2 separate regions of the Homo sapiens genome follow, and region 2 is linked to region 1. The links are chromatin loops, found by intact Hi-C in ENCODE. Cell type or tissue: PC-9. All regions are shown on one strand. Links, peaks and the distances in the headings refer to the core of each region. The heading gives the core; the rest is flanking DNA.

Evidence for each region. Hi-C counts contacts between places; a loop is a spot of excess contacts. Peaks named below come from ENCODE experiments on the same cell type or tissue, not always from the same donor. Only the 100,000 strongest peaks of a DNase experiment are listed, where the experiment ranks them.
Region 2: a loop joins it to region 1, with 18 times the contacts of the local background. A loop is called at or near these places in 1 of 110 quality-filtered maps.

Annotation. Positions count from the first base shown.
Region 1 is chr3:9,306,832-9,311,575 of GRCh38, forward strand. It overlaps a transcript of SRGAP3 not described here. Among named protein-coding and RNA genes, the nearest start is that of THUMPD3, 54 kb to the right of the region's middle. In PC-9, for the core only: no CTCF peak of the experiment used is centred there; DNase peaks (open chromatin) are centred at 560 and 1,840.
Region 2 is chr3:8,430,438-8,435,181 of GRCh38, forward strand. The region is part of intron 3 of LMCD1-AS1 (LMCD1 antisense RNA 1); the gene reads right to left. Among named protein-coding and RNA genes, the nearest start is that of LMCD1-AS1, 69 kb to the right of the region's middle. In PC-9, for the core only: no CTCF peak of the experiment used is centred there; no DNase peak of the experiment used is centred there.

The DNA.
Region 1 (4,744 bases), core at 222-4,221:
ATACATGTCATTCTATAAAGTATTTTTTTAACTTAGAGACTTAAGAGAGATGTTTGTTTTTCAAATACGTTCATAAGCGAGATGTTTGTTTTTCAAATATTTATGTGTAATCATTATACACGGCTCTTTACACACTTGTATGACTTTTTTTTCTTTTTTGAGATAGGGTCTTGCTCTGTTACCCAGGCTGAAGTACAGTGGTGCAATCATGGCTTACTGTAGCCTCAGCCTCCCAGGCTCAAGCAGTCCTCCTGCCACAGCCTCCCGAGTAGTTGGGACTAGAGGCACGTGCCATCACGCCTGGCTTATTTTTTGTGTTTTTAGTAGAGATGGGGTTTCACCATGTTGGCCAGGCTGGTCTTGAACTCCTGGCCTCAAGCAATCCACCCACCTCAGCCTCCCAAAGTGCTGGGATTACAGGCATGAGCCACTGTGCCCAGCCCCCAGTTAGGATCTGTCACTGCCTGCCCCACTCCAGCACCGCCAGGGCATCAAACCTCTGGAAGGAGTTTAGCCTGTGAACAGCCAGGGGTCCTGGGGGCTGGAAATGCTGATGGCATGAAATCACCTTAAGGAAGTAATGACACCAAGCCTGGTAACCGTGGTTACACACAATGTGACTGAACAATGGGAGGGAGAGCAGCCCATGAACCTACGACCCAGCTATACAGGTGAATGTTTAGTCAACCAAAATGCATACTCTATTTAAAGAGAAGATTAAAACAAGCTTTTAAAAGTCTATTACACATTACTTGAAAACCATTTATAAAAGGAGTACTATTAAAGGTCCTAAACAAAATGTATGTCCATGATGAAAGCTGCTGAGACAAAAGAAAAGAAAGCCTACACAGATGGCATCTTTGGCAAAATAGGAATAGATTCCAGACAGAGAAAGGAAAACCTCAGGGGCATATTTAAAATCAGAGAATCAAAAATTACTTAATCAGAATTGCAAAAGTTAGAAACAACCCATGTATCCATAAATGTGGGATTGAACAAATTTGCACATTCATAAAATGGGGTTTAAAAAGTTAGGCCACAGGCTGGGCGTGGCAGCTCACACCTGTAATCCCAGCACTTTGGGAGGCCAAAGCGGGCGGATCACTTAAGGTCAGGAGTTCGAGACAAGCCTGGCCAATATGGCGAAACCCCGTCTCTACTAAAAATACAAAAATTAGCTGGACGTGGTGGTGCATGCCTGTAATCCCAGCTACTTGGGAGGCTGAGGCAGGAGAATCACTTGAACCCGGGAGGCATAAGTTACAGTGAGCTGAGATCATGCCACTGCACTCCAGTTTGGTCGACAGAGCTAGACTCTGTCTCAAAAAACAGGCCACAGCACCATCCCATTTGTTGCATGTGTGCACGTATGTTCACTGAGGGACAACTGAAGCATGTTCATGAACACATCAACAGTGGTACCCTCTGGGTGGTGAACTTTCAAGAGGATTTTACACTCTTCTTTATATTGGTCTGTGTTGTTTGGGTGTTTTAAAAAGCATATAACATTTATAAAGCCAAGAAAAACAGTGTGTAAAGTTTTCACTTTGAAAAACAAAATAATCAGAAGGGCACTGAAATGACTCCCAAGGCCAAGGACAATAAAGAGCTAGAAGGAGAACTGCAGTTCAGAGAAGAGGGCCTGCCAGATCTTTTTATGAGCATTTAACAAAGGTAGCAATTATCACTGAGGGCCCATGTGATTCACTAAATCTCATTTCCTCTTGTTTACAGGGTCAGTGGTAATTCCAAAATGTGTATATAGGTGGAACTTACAGGCAGCAGTCTAGTTGGATATTCAGCTTGGGAACTTATGCTGAAGCCATGTTTGCACAGCACCTTAAATAAGACTGCAATGACACCAAGTATTTCTATAAAAGGAAGCAGAGGCTGATGGAAATGATGGGGAATTATAGTCTCCTCGGTGATTCCTTGGCTCTACCAAGGGATGAAGCTAGTCAACAGGAATGTGGTCAACATTCTTGACCTGGCCTCTCCTCCACCCCATCCCAACCCCACAGCCCATCGATCATGTACACCCTTGCCCCACTCTTTCAATGGGTTTAGAAACCAGGATCCCTGAGCCTCTCTGGATGCTTCCCAGTGAACCAGGCATCCTGATATTCACATCCTCATATGTCGTTCTCTCCCACACTGATTCTGGGCTTGGCCATATGACTTTGCTTTGGCCAATGGAACATTACCAAGTATGGTTCAAACAGAGGCTAGATAAGTGCTTCCACATTCAGGCTTGTCCCCTCAGGATGCTCCTTTTGGGGACTCACTTGCTGTGTAAGACCAGGCAAGACAACTGAATGATGAGAAACCATGTGGGGTGAGACCCAGCCCTCCTAGCATCCTGGCTGAGCACCCCATGAGGGACCTTGGGTGAGACCAGCAGAATTGCCTAGTCAAATGACAGAACTAAGAGGAACAACAGAGTGTTGTATTAAGCTACTAACTTTTGGAGTGTCTCCTTAGGCAGCAGTTAATACTGAAGTAGCCTCTGATCCCTATTTCCCTGTAACCTTCACTACCCTCTTTCCTCCTTTCCTCTATGCACTTTAGTTAACCTTGACAATAATACCCCTTCCTGCTCGGTTTGATTGCCATACCCAGGACACCTCCTTAACATTACACTGCTTTAGAGAGTAGCCTCCAACCCTGCGCTTTCAGGGAGAATCCAGGAAATTAGGATCAATGTCATTCACCTAAATTTGAAAGGAATCAAGATAAAGCCACAGGCTAGCCAGGTGTGGTGGCTCAGGGCTGTAATCCCAACACTTTGGGAGGCCAAGGCAGGAGGATCACTTGAGCCTAGGCATTCCAGACCAGCCTGGCAACATAGTGAGACCCCATCTCTACAAAAATTTGAAAATCAGACAGATGTGAGGGCACAGACCTGTAGTCCCAGCTACTCAGAAGGCTGTGGTGGGAGGACTGCTTGAACATGGGAGGTCGAGGCTGCAGGGAGCCATGATCACCACTGCACTCCAGCCTGGGTGACAGAGTGAGACCCTGTCTCAAAAAAAAGAGATAAAACCACAAGGAACTGCTAGTCCACCAACATGATCATTCACTTATTCATGCAATAAATATTTACTGAGCATCTAATAAGTACTGGGCACAAGGTGTTACAGTCATTAAGAACATCCTAGAGAGGACCCTGACATCTACTCATTGAGTCTCACCTAACAAACTGGTGGAATTAATACTCACCATAGCATGTTTGATCCCTTTCTTGTTATACAGAAAAGAAAACCGAGGACGAGAAAAGTAAGTTACTTCTCTGAGCTCATTAAGCTAATCGGTAGCAGAGCCAAGTCAGGACCAGGTTTCCTTTTCATCACAAAGAACAGGTAGAAATAAACAGACACTTCCCAGGATGAACATGGGTAAATATTGGAGTGGCCCCAAGGTCAGAGCTGTGTATAAGCACAAAGGTAGAATGTCCAATCTAGTGGATGCTTATTGGTGCTTTTCCTAGCATCCACTCCTCTCTTCTCCTGCCAACAGTATCCCTATCTGTTGTCTTCAGCCACACAGTTTGGGTAGGAATAACCCACCTCTAGCTGCAGAGGTGGATCTTGGTTACCATAAGCTCATCAGTGTATCCCATCTTTGACCACAGAGACTGGCTTAGGTGTGGGCCTGCAACCCGATCAGGGCCAATGGCACTCCAGGAGATGTTTGCCAGTGCTTCTGGGAAGAGGTGCTTCTGCATGAGCTAGTGAAAGAGACATTCCCCTCTTCACTAAGGTGTGATATAAGGTTACAAGGTCTGGAACTGCTATAACCAGTTGATACCTCAAGAAAAGAACCTGGAATCATCATGCAGGGCCAGAGAGTGAAAACCAGCTGACTGCTGAGAAGAAAGAAGGATCAAACTAGGTCTTTAGGGACATTATTTGAGAGGTCAACTCAAACCTCACCTGAAACTAGTCCTAAACCTAACTTTTCAATTATAGAAGGTGATAATTCCCTTGACTCTTTAAGCTGCTTGAATGAGGTTTTTGTTACCTGCAATCTAAAGATTCCTGAATAATATATACAGTCGGCCAGGTGCTGTGGCTCACACCTGTAATCCCAGCACTTTGGGAGGCTGAGGTGGGCAGATCACTTGAAGTCAGGAGTTTAAGACCAACCTGGCCAACATAGTGAAACCCCATCTCTACTAAAAATACAAAAATTAGCTGGGTGTGGTGGTGGGTGCCTGTAATCCCAGCTACTCGGAAGGCTGAGGTGGGAGAATCTCTTGAACCCAGGAGGTGGAGGTTGCAGTGAGCCCAGGTTGCGTCACTGCACTCCAGCCTGGGCGATAGAGCAAGACTCCAGCTCAAAAAAAAAAAAAAGATACATACACCGACACTTCCAGGTTTACAAAGGACACCTGAATTTCCAGATGGTTAATAGTTAATTGTAATAAACTCTAGGAAGATAATCGCGAAGAGGCAAGAATATGCAGAAAAGAGGCTGATACATTTCAATACACGTAAAGTGCAAGGTAACGTACTTCAGGAAAAAGTGCACACTCATAAAATACAAACTATTCAGGACAACTTGGGAAGGAAACTTTGGCATTACTGTAAAATAGAGGTCAGCCAACTTTTTCTGCAAAGAGCCAGCTAGTAAATATTTTGAGCTTTACAATCCATCAAGTCTGTCGCAACCACTCAGCTCTGCAGGTGCAGTACAAAAGCAGCCACATCAATATACCAATGAATGCGTGTGGCTGCACCCAAAT
Region 2 (4,744 bases), core at 463-4,462, 880 kb before region 1:
ATTTTGTTACCCTACATGGCAAAGGGAATTTGCAGATGCAATTAAGTTACAGATCTTGAGATGAGAAGTGCTATGGACAGAATTGTGCCTCCCCAGCCCAAATGCATACATAGAAGCCTTAATCCCTAATGGGACTACATTTGGAGATAGGGCATAAAGGAGATAATTAATATTAAATAAGGTCATAAGAGTAGGAGCTCTAAGCTGAGAGGGCTCATGGTGTTATAACAAGAGACACCAGACAGTTCACTGGCACTTTCTCTCTGCCATGTGAGGACACAGTGAGAAGGCAGCCGTCTGTAGGTGAGGAGAAGAGCCCTTACTGGGTACTAAATCAAACAGCACCTTGATCTTGGATTTCTCAGCCTCCGGAACTGTAAGAAATGAATTTCTGTTGCTTAAGCCACCCTATTTGTGATATTTTGTTATGACTGCTTTGCAGCCTGAGTCGACTAAAACAGGGAGACTGCCTGGGTGATCTGGGGTGGGGGGTGGAGAGAATGTAATCACAAGCGTCCTAATAAGTAAAAGAGAAAAGCAGGAAGGTCAGAGTCAGAGATGGAAGCAGAGGACTGAGTGACGGAATTTCTGGTCTTGAAGATGAAAGGGGATCATGAGCCAGGAAATGTTGGGGGAGGCCTCTAGAAGCTGGAAAAGGCAAACATAGGGGTCCTCAACTAGAGTCTCCAGAAGGGATCGCAGCCCAGCCAGCACCTTGATTTTAGCCCGGTGAGACTTTGGACTTCGAGCCTCCAGAACTGTGAGATAATAAATCTGTCTTGTTTTAAGCCATGAAGTTTATAGTAATTTGTTACAACAGCAATAGGGAACTAATACTAGAGCCAATCTGAAATTGCTGCCAATGGCCAAACCTGGAACAATTTGAACAAAGCATAAATAAATAGCATAGTACTAGGTTACAATCCAAAGTATAAAATAAATATATGAGTCCATACTGATACAAGCAATAGAATAAGCCAATAAATGGGAAGAAGGGATAAATCATCCTCTGTAGAATAATTACAAATAATATAAGTAGATAGCTTCCCCTCCAGGAGGAAGAGGTAAAACATCACCCTCCTCCCATTGAGTGTGGACTCAACTCTCAGACTCTCCTCCAAAGAAAAGAGCCTGGAATGGGGGAAATAGAAAGCTGGCAAACACTACTTTTAACAAGTCCTCTCTTGTATCCCCTGGTTTGAAGTGATGAGAAGATTTCCCCTCTGTAATATTCTTTCCAAAAGTCCATAACCCTGGTCTAATCATGAGAAAATATCAAACAAAACCAAATTGAGGGACATTCTTCAAGACACCTGACCAGTGCTCTTTAAAACTGTCAAAGTCATGGAAAACAAAGACAGACTGACCAGAGGAGATTAGGGAGATACACTAGCTAAATGTATTGAAGTTCACTGAATTAGATCCTAGAACAGAACAAAAGCATGAGCCTAGAAACTGGTGACATCTGAGTAAAGTTAATAGTGAAAAAGCAAAGAAAACAGAAATGCACTATGTCTTCTAGACATGAGGTTGTACTTACAAAGTTCTACCACATGAGCAATGAGGATGAGGATAAGGTAGATATTTTAAATTACTTTAAAGTACTTGTTATAAACACAGACGAGAGACAGAGAGAGTACTAGCTATAGATATAAATATGTAAGTATTCAACTTACCTTTAATCTACTTCTTGGGACAGTTTATTAACATTTGAAGTTCCCTAATCAGGAATCCATACCCCAGGGAGGTTTGTTTAGCATCTGATGGACTCTAATCAGGAGTTCAATCTCCAGAAGCTGCCACCTCAAGCATTTCAAACATCTCTATTTAAATATGCTCTAGAGGACCATTAATTAGCAGAGGAGATGTTAGAAACACTTTCTCACTGATTAGATGAGTAGTGTTCAGGGTATGAGGTCAGCCAGAAATACAATGATACAGACCTCCATCTCCAGTCAACTCAGTACAAGAATCTGGTGAGCTCAGCATCCCGACAGTGCCTTGTGTCTGGAATCCCATTGGGTCATGTCTCTCTCCCAATTTTATCTGCTGGTCTTTCTTGTCTGATTGGACATTTTAACTGCTACCTCATTGATCCTTTCATATAAAGTGGTTGTTGAAGCTTCTAAAAGCAGAGGTGGTTGTGATGCACGAACTCACAGGACAGAGTGGAGGGCTGTTTCTGTGCCCACTTGCTGAGCCACAAGTGCGCATGCAGCAGAGTTCAGATGGTATGTAATAAATGTCCCAGCAGTGGGGCAGTGGAGAGGAGACCTGGTAGCTTTCATTTGCCTCTAATAATTGAATAATCCTTCCATTAAGAATGCAACAATAGATCCCCAGCTCAGCTTTTGCCAGAATAGGGATGGGAGGGAGAAAGGAAGGGAAGGGAGAAGAGAGGAGAGAAAGGGAATTAAGTTGGAGATAGAGAAGCAAGAGAGAGAGATAAGGGAAAGTAGAAGGGAGGAAGAAGGCAGGGAGGGAAGAAGGGAGGGGAACATAGAGGGTGAGCCTGGGCGTGGAATGGGAAGGGGACGAGGTAAGGGAGCCTTTCTGCTGAGGATGCAGAAAGCTGAGACTGTGGGCATCTTAGGGTCTGTGTGGCTTCAGGGTGACTTGAATTCTTGGCTAGCAAGTGAGGCTGTGTCCTGTTTGCTGAGCAGCTTTTGCAGGCCCTGTAGTCACTGCTGCCTCCACTGTTTCCCAGACAGTACTGGCTGCAGGAGGAACAATTCAGGCCCATGACTAAATAAATACAGACGGGGTGCTAAGATTCACTAATATTAACTGAAGGGTAGCCCAGTGGGGCAAAGTAGAGGGCCCCTTTCCCCATCGATGCCTCAGAGTAAAGAAGGAAATGGATCTCCCAGTAAAAACATCAGAGTCCTGAATCCTGAATCCTAGAGCCTCAGACCCATAGCATCAGCCTCCTTGGAAGCAGAATAAAGTAAATGTAAGATCAACCATATCACCTTCCTTCCCAGGCAATCGGGTGCCACTATTCTTGGCAGCAGAGAGGAAACTCTAGCCATCTCCTGGTTTTTCAGAACAGAGTAGCTGGACTATATCCTCCCTCAGTGTCTTAGTCTATTCAGGCTGCTATAACAAAATGCCATACACTGGGTGGCCTATACACCATAGAAATATATTTCTCACAGTTCTGGTGGCTGGCAAGTCCAAGGTCAAGGCGTTGGCAGATTTGATGTCTGGTGAGGTCTTTCTGGTTCATAGATGGCACCTTCCCACTCTGTCCTCATAAGATGGAAGAAGGGTGATGGGTGTCTCTCAGGCCTCTTTTAAAAGGGCACTAACACCACTTATTAGAGGTCAGCCCTCATGACCTAATCACCTGTCAAAGACCTCGCCTCCTAATATAGTCACCTTGGAGGTTTCAATATATGAATTTGCAGGGGACCATGACACCCAGGAAGTCCTCCCTGACCACCTCCTTCTGAATAACATTTTCCTCTGCAAGTCTTACACCACTTGCCTCTCTGCTACTTACATGTAACACTTTTAAGCACAGAGAGAAGCACAGGGATTTGGAGAATATATAATAGTAAAGTACTAACAACAACAACCAAAACACAACAATAGGTGATATATAAATCTGGCTCTTACTATGGGCTACACTCTATGACAAGCCCTGTACACGAGCTATCTCAGTCAATTTTTGTAACCTATCATATAGGTCCTGTGACAATCCTCATTTTACTAATGAGAAAAATAAGAAAACTGAGGGATCAAGGTCACAGAGACCATGGGTGGTGAAGCCATAATCCAAATCTTCCAAAGACTTAGCTGGATTATAGCCTAGCTCTGCCATTTGTTATCAGGGTCACCTGGGACAAGGTACTTTAACTCCCTACATGTGGGTCACCTCACTAGTTCACTATTACTCTACCCATCTGACAGAATTGTAAGGCTCGATTAAATAATGCACATAATGGCCCTGGATGAAAGCCTGGGAAGGGGCAGGCACTTAATAAAGTTGTTGAATAAGCAAATAAGCACATAATGGCTATCAGCGACCAGTGTTGCCTTGTGATGTCTCCTAGCTTCAATTTTTCAATCCTCACTGCTGTAGGTGGCACTGGCTAAGGTGGGTGTCCACACCATATTTCCCCAGTGGCCATCACTGTACTATGTTTTTGGAAGAATTAATTGTAGTGTCTCAGTCTACATGGATTTGGGTGGAAGAGATGAGCTTTTATCCAGTCTCCTCAGACCAATCAGAGTCCTTCCTTGACATTTTTCTAGAGGAATCTAGAAGCCCTCCACTCTGTCTGGTAAGCTCTCAGGATGAGGGTAGAGGTCTTCAGGCAGCCATGGCCACACGATGTGGAAGGAATCGCACCCAGGAAGAGAAATTCAAGCCATCGTGCAGACAAAGAGAGAGAGAGAGATGAAGAACAAGGAAACCCTGCCAGCCTCTGAGTGCCTGGTCCCAATTGTCACAAAGCTAGTCCCATCCCCACCCTTGCTGTAGTTTGGTTTCATCAGCCAGTGAAGTCCCCTCTTTGACTAAGCTATTTTAATTTAAATTTCTGTTATTTTCAACCAAAGAAACCCAATCATTACAATCACCTCGTTCACCATTCATTCACCCAACATAGAGTTATTGAGTGATAAAAATATACTAAGCATTGTGGACTTAGCCTGCATCCCGGTCTAGACGCTGTGAAAGAAGAAAGGAAAGGGATTGCTAAGTGCCTAAATATGACAGCAAGTGCTGACCATAAGC